2 separate regions of the Homo sapiens genome follow, and region 1 is linked to region 2. The links are chromatin contacts, found by Hi-C or POLR2A ChIA-PET in ENCODE. All regions are on one chromosome and are shown on one strand. The core of a region is the stretch at or near the end of the contact, and the rest is flanking DNA. Distances in the headings are between cores, read along the strand shown. Region 1 overlaps LOC105377944 (a long non-coding RNA gene). Region 2 overlaps SLC16A10 (solute carrier family 16 member 10).

Region 1 (4,816 bases), core at 1,961-4,460, 520 kb after region 2:
TATCAGCTGTTCTGGTCGGGGGCAGGGTGGGGGTGTTATACAGTGAAAACACAACCTACTGTGCTCACCCTTCAATAGAGGGGATAGTGTGTGTGGAAGTTGAAAGAAAGAGGCGTGGCTGGGCAGGTCCTCCAAACAGGTCTCCTTCCATGACAGTGGGGGTCAGTGGGAACTACCACATTTTTTGAGGAGGAAAATAACATAATTAAAGCTGTAATTCTGGAAGATTACTTTCTACCATGTGAAGGATAAGACTGAAGGGGAAGGAGAAGTTGCCAACACGTATCAAACATATACCACGTACCATATACCTGGCACATGTATCTGTGTACCTAGCCCCTATGATGCTAGATACTGTTTGCATATTACTTTTTCTAGTTTTCACAAGAGCCCATTTTATTTATGAGAAAACTGTAATCTCAGTGCCTTGGGAGGTTCAGGTGGGAGGATTACTTGAGTCCAGAAGTTTGAGACCTGCCTGGACCAAAGAAAACACACACACACACACACACACACACACACACACACACACAAAATTAGCTGGGTGTGGTGGTGCATGCCTGTAGTCCTAGCCCCTAGAGAGGCTGAGGTGGAAGGATGGCTTGAGCCCAGGAGTTTGAGGTTACAGTGATGAGCTATGATTGTACCACTTTATTCCATCCTGGGTGACAGAGCAACCCTGTCTCTTTAAAAAATTAATAAATAGCCCAGGTGTGGTGGCTCAAGCCTGTAATCCCAGCACTTTGGGAGGCCGAGGTGGGTGGATCGCCTGAGGTCAGGAGTTCGAGACCAGCCTGGCCAACATAGTGAAACCCCGTCTTTACTAAAAATACAAAAAATTAGCCAGGCGTGGTGGCTGGCACCTGTAATCCCAGCTACTCGGGAGGCTGAGGCAGGGTAATCACTTGAACCAGGCAGGCAGAGGTTGCAGTGAGCCGAGATCACACACCATTGCACTCCAGCCTGGGCAACAAGAGTGAAACTCCATCTCAAAAAAAAAAAAAATTAATAAATAAAAAATAAAAGAAGCCAGAAGGGAAAGTGAAGTAACTTGCCCAAAGTCACACAGCTAGTTAGTCAATGGTAGAATTGTGATTTGAACTTAAAAGCTGTCCAGACTTGAAATTCACACCAAGCCTGAAACCTACCGGGATAGCCCCGTGTGCCTCTCTGCAGGTGCCTCATGTGCTGTGAGTTCGGACTGAGCTTGTCATCTTCTGCCTGTTTTCTATTCCTTTTCCATATCACCATCCTCCCAGTCACCTAAGCCCAAATCTCTCTAAATCTCAGTCTCCTTGTCTGTAGAACAGAGATAATAATAATGTATCCCAAAGGTTGTTCTGAGAATTAACTTAGAGGATTCTCATGAAGTGCTTAGCACCATGCATGGTGCTGTGGTGTTGCCAGCTGTCCCCAACCTTTTTGGCACCAGCACCAGTTTCATGGAAGACAATTTTTCCATAGCCTGGTGGTGGGCATGGGGGTGGGGGGAGGGTTTCGGGATGAAACCATTCCACCTCAGATCATCAGGCATTAGCTTCTCATAAGGAGCCTGCAACCTAGATCCCTTTCATGCAGTTCACAATAGGATTCAGACTCCTTTGAGAATCTAAATGCCACTGCTGATCTGACAGGAGGTGGAGCTCAGGCAGTAATGCTCACCCACCTGCCGCTCATCTCCTGCTGGGCGGCCCGGTTCCTAACAGGACACGGATTGGTACCACTCCATGACCCAAGGGTTGGGGACCCCTGGTGTCCGCAGAATTGACAGAAAGAGCAACTTATTGGCTGTGGGGAACCAAAGGAGTATGACTTGGCGTTTTATTTATCTAATACAGGAGCTGGCAAACTTTTCCTAAAAAAGGCCAGATAGTAAGTATTTTCGGCATTGTAGGTCATATAGTCTCTGTTGCAACTACTCAACTTTACCATTGTTGGGCAAAACCAGCCATGGACAAGACATAAATGAATGAGTGTGCTGTGTTTCAAGAAAACGTTATATACAAAAACAAGCAGGGGCCGACTGGACCCAAGGGTTGTCTTTTGCTGCCTCATGGTCTTTGCCCTGCCTCATCTCATGAGGGCGAGGCCATGTCTGCTTAGTTCATCGATTTTTCTCCAGGGTCTAGTGCAGTGCCTGGCCCATAGTAGACATTCCATAAATATTTATTAAAGGAATGATTAAATGAGAGAAAGCAAACAAGCAAGAACAAAAGAAAGACTGAGAAGAGACAAAACTTTGGGATCACCTGGATATCTGTTACAGGGTTCTGTGTAGGAAATAGAAACCATGCTAGAGTTTTTAAGCAAAAAAGAATATAACATGAAGAATTGCAAACTTGTTGGAAAGGCTGGAAGAGAGGGCTCTAGGCTGGGCCTCCGAGGATGGCTCCCAGAATGTGGTAAAATCAATCTGTCAGGGGTGCTATCACCTCTGCCACAATCAGGAAGGAGGACTCAGGAAGCTGCCACTGGGACTGTTGACTGCAAGAACATCATGGCTGCAAGACAAGGCCAGAAAGTGGTCAGCAAGCCAGGAACAGCGTGAATTACTGCCACCACCGCATTTGCCAGGCAGAGGAACCTAGCCACTGCCACGTCCACAAGATTCTTGATGCCCATGAAGCTGGAGAGTGGCTATCAGTAGCTCCATGATCTTGCTTTGCAGCAGAAAGTAGCCAAAAGCTGCAAGACATTGGCCTCTGCCTTCCAAGCTTTGTGCAAATAAGTCTAATTGGTGTAGCTTAACTCACAATCATGATCCTAATGAAAAGAGACTCTGGGCAGTGTAGTTTTTAGCTTCCTAGACTCTGCAGCACCAGGAGGCACCCTAGAAAGATGTGGGAATGGATTCATGCAACATTTAGCATAGAGTATACATTCTATTGATTGATTGCTACAAAGTAAACTATCCCAAGGTTTAATGGCTTAAAGCCACAGTCATTTGTTTTGTTCAGAAATTTGAAATTTGGGCAGAGCTGGGTGGGTCCAGCTTGTCTCTACTTAATGATGAGTCAGCTGGGGTAGTTCAACATGGGTACCACCGTGTAAGCAAGTCCACGCACACATGGGAGCCCAAGTGGAGAGGAACAAAAGCGCCTATCAGTAGCCCCAGCTGAGCTCCTGAGGTCAACAGCTGGCATCAACGTAGCAGTGTGTTGATGCAGAGCCATTGTGAAATGCAAGAGCCCTTGTGATAGCAGCTCCTCCGGCCACACCCGAGCTGCGCTAGCTGATGCCGTGTGGAACAGGGGTGAGCTGGCCTCGATGAGTCCTGCTCAGATTGCAGACTCGTGATCAAAATAAATGACTGTTTCTATTTCTGCCACTAAGTTTTGGAGTGGTTTGTTATGTAGTGAGAGATCACCAGTACGTGCAGGTTGTGCTGCATGGGAAGGAGGGAGGAGAACAGATGGGGCAATCAACAAGAAATGAAGCCGCCAAAGCCAGAGATGGGTAATGGCTGACCTGAATGTAAGCTAGGTCTACCTCCCCCTGCACCCCAACATTCAGCCTTACCAGCTTTCTAACTTGGATGCTTCCCGAAAATCAACCAAGTATGGTTTGGGTTGTATCTGCCCAGGTAGCAGGTCAAAGCTTGGGCTGAATGCTGGAAGAGCCCTATAATCTTATAGGTACTGCTGCGTGGGGACTCTGTCTCTCCTAGAAACTGCCCCTCAGCAATTTCTGATCATGGTGGAAGATTTAGATTTTGAAGTGGCAAACTGTCATGAAAAGGCAAAACTGACCTATGGTGGTTGTGATTTTTACACAGGGTTCCAGGAGAGTTCAGGTGATTTCAAACAACAGGGTTGTCACATATAGTTGTGCCAGTTGCATACTGCACAATTCTAAGGGGCACCATTCACATTCTAGTCATTATCCTTTTGCATATTTATTACAACAATTTCCTGGCAGATGGCAGCAAAGTGTCTTGAGGCAGGGTAGCTTTTTCGATTTGCATAAAGGCGATTTATAGCAAGTGGCAGGACGCATAGGTACAAAACTAGTATCTAATAATCTTCAGCCAGTAGCAGCGGTTGGGGATAGAGATGGAAAGAGTGGGGACGAGTATTAGGATTAGGGAAGGTCCTTTTGCTTAACCAGAATGGGCACCCAACAGATAAGAAGTATTGAGATTTGTGGGGTTCAAAGTTCAGCGTTTTGGGACCAGCAAGTTTGTAGAAGAGACAGGAATTAGTCCAACAAAGGAAACAGGTTTGCCCTGAAAGGTAGAACTCTAAGGGCTGAATTTATTTAAAAAAAAAAAAATTTTTTTTTTCAGAGACAGGGTCTTGTTTTATTGCCCAGGCTGGAGTGCAGTGGCACAATCACAGCTCAATGTAGCCTTGACCTCCAGGGTTCAAGTGATCCCCTCTCACCTCAGCCTCCTGAGTAGCTGGAACTATAGGTGTGTGCCACCGTGCCCTATTAAATTTTTAATTTTAATTTTTTTAGAGACGACATCTGGCTATGTTGCCCAGGCTGTTCTCGAACTCCTGACCTCAAGCAATCCTCCCGCCTCATCCTTCCGAATAGCTGAGATTACAGGCATGAGACACTGTGTAAGGGCTGAATTTAATAAGTAGATAATGATCTTTTGTGGAGAGATGGGGATGAAGAGAATTAATGAATATATAAGTAAAAATTTCATGATTCTAATGAGATTGGGGAGCAAGGGGTGAGGAGGAGGGAAAAGGAGGAGAGGAAGAGATATAAACATCAGCTGACATGGGTGTGCCCTGTTGAAGTGAAGGGTATCTGGTATACCTACAAATTCCTGCCCACCTTCAACCATTCTAGGTCTGAAAATCTA
Region 2 (5,190 bases), core at 1,979-4,478:
ATAGAAATTAGTAACTTGAGTCAGTAGCGGCTTTGTTCAAACACAGGCACATGCATATTTTATGGTATATGTTTATATCTGTGTAATACTCATCATAAATGTCAGATTTATAATCGATAGTGCCCATTTCTAAATTTATAGTTGAAACCTCTGATAGGAATTAGGAATTATCTTAAAGTCCTAGAATAATAAATATTAAGATTTTGAAGACTGCTTAAAACAGTGTTCCAGGCTGGATTTTTTCCTTAGTTTTTTTTTCCTTAGTTTTTTACCTTAGTTTTTTCCATGTAATGAATGAGGAGCCATTGGGGTTGGTGTTTGGTTGTAAAGGGCAGGTTGACTTCACCAGGAGGTGTTTCTTGGTATTTATGGATCCTCTTTTTCACACTAATCCTTTGATTAGCTTCTTCTTATAGTTCATGCTTGTACAGTTGCAGCTGAATGGTAAGTAGGTAGAAATATGCATTGACTAATGTTGAACTATATCTAGGAGCGTCATATTCATGCTACTACTGAGCACTGTGACCTAGGTGAAGTGTGAGATTAAAGAGCTTTATTGCTTACCACGTTTCTTTTTGATCTAGTTAGAGTCATGTGAGGCAGTCCATGACTTTTAGGATGTTATAATATAATCCACATAGTACTTTATACTTTTCAATTTGTTTTTATATATTTTTCCTTACTATAAGCCTGTCAAGTCTAGTGAGATGACATGGTTATTAATATATTACAAATGAAGAACTCTGACTTGGAGGTAGTATAGCACTGTGGTTAATAATAGAAGTTCTTATATTTTTATATGAATTATATATTATGAACCAGACCAGAATACTAGCTCTACCAATTACCTAGCTGAGTGATGGTGCAGCAACTTAATCTCTCAAAGCCCTGGTTTTCTCATTGTAAAATGGAGGACCTTATAGGATTGTTGGGTAGCTTAAATGAGATAATAGGTAGAATTAAAAGTAACGGCAAAAACCGCAATTACTTTTGCACCAACCTGATATTTAGAACAGTGGAGGCATATAGTAGGCATTCAATAAATATTGGTAGTATTATTTTCAGAGGTTATTACTCATTTAACTCAACAAAAATTGAGAGCCCCTTTCTATACGCTAGTCATTGTGCTAGGCATCAGGAGCACAGGGCAAACCTGGTAGGGTGCTTACTCTGATGGAATTTACATTTTAGTGGTAGAAATGGTAAATGAGTCAACAAGAATTTTATGGAGTGACAAGGACTTTGAGGAAAGTAAAACGGGACAATGCTTGAGAAGGGTGCTAGTTGGGAAGTCCTATCACACGAAGTGGTATTTGATCTGAGACCTGAGTGACCATAGCCACATGAATACCTGGGGGAATCACTTCCCAGGAGGAAACAGAAGCACAGAAGCCGAAAGGCAGGATCACAGGCGGCACATTTTATTGGTGCAGTGTGGAGGTAGAGGGACTGGATTGTGTAGGGTTTGTAGGCCAGGGTAAAGAGCTTGGATTTCTTCTGAGTGTAGGATTTTGAGCAGGGGAGTGATGTGTCTTATTTTGGGCGGGCGCTAGGCCAGGTACTGTGAAGGAAATAATGGTATAGAAGAAATATGTCTTTCTTGCTAGAATCTTATGTGACATACAACTAGTGGTGGCTGATCAGCAATTAGAACTGCAGTGTTCTTGCTGGTGTACTCCTAATCTGATCATTGGATGATATTTATCACGTATTTTTGCAGCAGTCATCTCTAAAGTGGCATTATGGTTCTAGTTATCTATCATTGGATCTGTTTGCTCTAACAGTCCGAAGGGGCATGAAGGGTGGAAACAGAGTAGAGGGAAATGGGTGAAAAGGCTATTTCTAAACACTAGACACAAAATAGGGATTAGGAAGTAGTGGGGGTTAGGAGAAAAAGCAAAATCCTGTTGTGCATGGAGAGGGACATTGTTGAAACTGTGGCTTCTTGAGATTACATGAGTGAACCTGCGTGGACTGGGTCGTCTTCCCTATTCACCAAGCTGAATCCAGGCCCAATCCAAGATTACTGCTGCCTTTGCTCTGAGGCTTTAGACTGTTAGTAGCTTTTCTCGTCTCTACTGAGGCCAAAAGGGGCAGTGATACCCTTGAATTTTCTTCTTAAAACAGGGTTTCATTTCCTTGGAAGTTTGTTTCTTTGAATCTTTCTGTCAGTTTAACTGTTATCATCAATTGGTTAGCATTCTAATAATAATTATAATTATAGTAAACATTTATTGAGTGCTTACGAAGAGCCAGTTCCAAGCTTTTTTATCTCCATTATTCTGCTACTTTCCTTCTCATTTTACAGATGAGGAAAATGAGGCACAGAGTGGTTAATTAATCTGTTTGAGGTCCCGTAGCAGGTCAGTGATGCCAGGGTTCAAACCTACACTTAACTCTACACTAGAGACTGTTTTCTTAATTATTTCTTCACAATCATATGTTTAATGATTACTTATTGATTATTTAGTGGTCTGATAAGAAGAGGGAGCGGTGCTCTTCTGTTGGAGAAGAAAGGCTGGCTGATCAAGACACACTGGTTGGTTTGAAGAAAAAATATAGATGTTAATTCCATAACACCACACTCTAAACATTTCTACTGGACGAGTTCCACCTGTGTGCCACTCGAAGTCGGATGCAGTAAGGAAGGCTTTTTATTGAGGAGAGAACGAATACCTCTGTATTCAAAAGAGAGTGTGTTGTTCCTTATAGAAGATGGAAGGGGGCTTGCCAGTGACAGATTATGATGATTACCTCCTTAGTGGTTTTTTTTTATTGCACAGACTATAATAATAATTATAAAAATTTGTAAATCAAGAAAAATCTTTACCCCAACAAATTGTTTTTATATTTTTCATATTCATATTTTTTCATATTCATTTTATTTTTTCATATTCAAAAATAAAACAATTTTCATATTCATTTCAATTGTTTATTTTTTCATATTCAAAAATAAAACAATTTTCATATTCATTTCAATTGTTTTATTTTTTCATATTTTTCATATTTCATATTTTTTCATTTTTATACACAGTTATAGAGTATCTACTTATTTTTCATTTAACATTATGCTATAACAGGTTTTAAAGTTAGGCAGTAAGTCTTTCCAGTGAAAAGGAAAAGACTGAAACATGAAAAGGTTACGAGGCATTACTAATTGATTGGAATGATGCCTACCAGGCAGCCCATGTCAGTTTTGGAGCTGGCCTTGGAAGGAACAGCTGTGTATTTGGACCTTGGAGCAGTCTGTCAGGCTTCCAAGAAAGTGGGCAAAGAAGGAAGGGGGGTTGGGGGCACAAGTGGAAAAGTACAGTGGTTTGGAACTGATGTGAAACTATCAAGCTGGTTGAGTTCAGTGTTAGAAAATAGGAAAAACAAAACAATTTCTACCTGATATGGTACTTTAATTGAGGTTAGCACTTCAGTGAATAGGCAATGCATTATAATTTGTCAGAATTATCAATATTTTGTTCTTGTCAGTGGCTTTATATTTAATAGTTACATGTTATAAAGCCAGTTTTATCAGTGAAAGAACAAAGTTCTTGACAAATGCTATTTTAGTGATAAAGCTGTTATTCTGTATTTAAATTCAGTTTAACTCAAAGTGGTTTTTAAGTTTTACATTTGTATAACTGTAGACTAGCCATATGGCATTCAAAGGCCTCCAAGATATAACTTGAGACACTCTTAGGATGGAATCCCATATTCAGAATCTTTACTGACAGCTCCCCATATCCAAATTGCCTTTTCTCTCTTGGGCCTCTGGGTGTGACAAGGGACAACTTGAGTGAAAGGCCACAGGACAAAGTAGAGATGCTGTTAAATCTCAATGCAGAAGGCCTGAGACAACTGATAGAGACAATTGTTTCTCTTTTCTCCCTCATAAAATAAGTAAAATTCAAAGTGATTTTTTTTTAATTTTTTGCTTTGACACATTGTGTTTAGTCTGATTGAGGTCATCTTACACAACAGAATCCAAAATCCTGAGAAAATAATTTATACAACTAGAATTCCAAAATTAGGTTTTGCATTAAGTTCAAGCTATCATTTCTTTAAGAAAACCTACACTGGAGTTACCAACTGGAATATTTGGTTATGAGACACAGTCATCATGTCAGAGTATGTAGTTTGCTTCTAACACTTATTTGTGTGCTTTTAAGACCTGCTCCCTGCCACACTTTATCATAACAAAAAACAAGAGACACATGTTAGTACTGTAGCATGTATAGTCATGGGGAATGTGTTCTAAACGAAATCCCATCACAGTGGAGTCAACACAATATTTCTAGGGGAGAAGGTCTTCCTGTTAAACTCATGTGAAGGCATTCTTCTCTACTATGGGAACTTGTTTATGTGCCCTCTAGAAGACAGCTGAGATGGTCTTCAGTGAATCTGTTCACTGACATGTTGCTAGTTTCTTTATGTTTACATGTAAACAGTGCTTAGAAGCATCTTTCCCCAAGCTGTTCTTTTTTTGATGGACTCCCCCTTTTTGGGGGAGTATCAGTTGAATGAGCACTGTTGTACTCTCAGCACTAGACATTCTGTTATGTGTGTGTGGAGCTTCCTTGTGGCTTGGTAGCATTACCTCTGCATTACATGCTGCAGCCTCACCAGGCAGAAGGGCCATTCACTTCTGCTGCTACTTACCAGCACCTCTGTTTCCTCGAGTGTGTTACCCTCCCACCACCTGGGCCTTGGACCTGGGTCCGTTGGGCTATTATCCATGCTCCCACCTGCCCATCTCTGCTCTGATATAATCTACTAGGATAATAAAGTAGCTTTTCCCTACCATAATGTTTTTTAAATAGACATACAGCAATGTATAATGGTTAAGAGCATGATCCAAACTGTGTCTGATTTTGAATCCTGGCTGAGTTACTAGCTATGTAATCTTGAGAAAACTACTCAATCTCTCTGTGCCTTAATTTTCTTAGGTATAAAGCAGATACTAATTATGCCATCATAGGGTAGGTATGAGGATTAAATGAGTGAGTATTTGTAAAACACTTAAAACAGTGACTGACTTGGGCTACCCCTTTTGGGTCCCCTCCCTTTGTATGGGAGCTCTGTTTTCACTCTATTAAATCTTGCAACTTCACACTCTTCCAGTCTGTGTTTGTTATGGCTCAAGCTGAGCTTTCGCTCGCTGTCCACCACTGCTGTTTGCTGCCATCGCAGACCCGCCGC

Evidence for each region. Hi-C counts contacts between places; a loop is a spot of excess contacts on that map. ChIA-PET counts read pairs that join two places held with the same protein, here RNA polymerase II (POLR2A). Pooled maps may share reads with other maps.
Region 1: a loop to region 2 is called in a pooled map of gastrocnemius medialis, with 2.1 times the contacts of the local background. The contact joins two enhancer-like sites. A Hi-C loop is called at or near these places in 1 of 168 maps with a recorded cell type or tissue (gastrocnemius medialis) and 1 of 50 pooled maps. POLR2A ChIA-PET finds 5 or more read pairs at or near these places in 2 of 52 experiments (T-cell and activated T-cell).

Annotation. Positions count from the first base shown.
Region 1 is chr6:111,648,426-111,653,241 of GRCh38, forward strand. The region is part of intron 2 of LOC105377944 (a long non-coding RNA gene); the gene reads right to left. Among named protein-coding and RNA genes, the nearest start is that of TRAF3IP2, 45 kb to the left of the region's middle. Within about 2 kb of position 3,211, at least 2 of the 41 ENCODE cell types and tissues checked have a DNase peak (open chromatin) inside an H3K27ac peak, as active enhancers do; they include gastrocnemius medialis, where a contact is called at or near this core.
Region 2 is chr6:111,125,988-111,131,177 of GRCh38, forward strand. The region is part of intron 1 of SLC16A10 (solute carrier family 16 member 10); the gene reads left to right. Among named protein-coding and RNA genes, the nearest start is that of SNORD166, 15 kb to the left of the region's middle. Within about 2 kb of position 3,229, at least 5 of the 41 ENCODE cell types and tissues checked have a DNase peak (open chromatin) inside an H3K27ac peak, as active enhancers do; they include gastrocnemius medialis, where a contact is called at or near this core.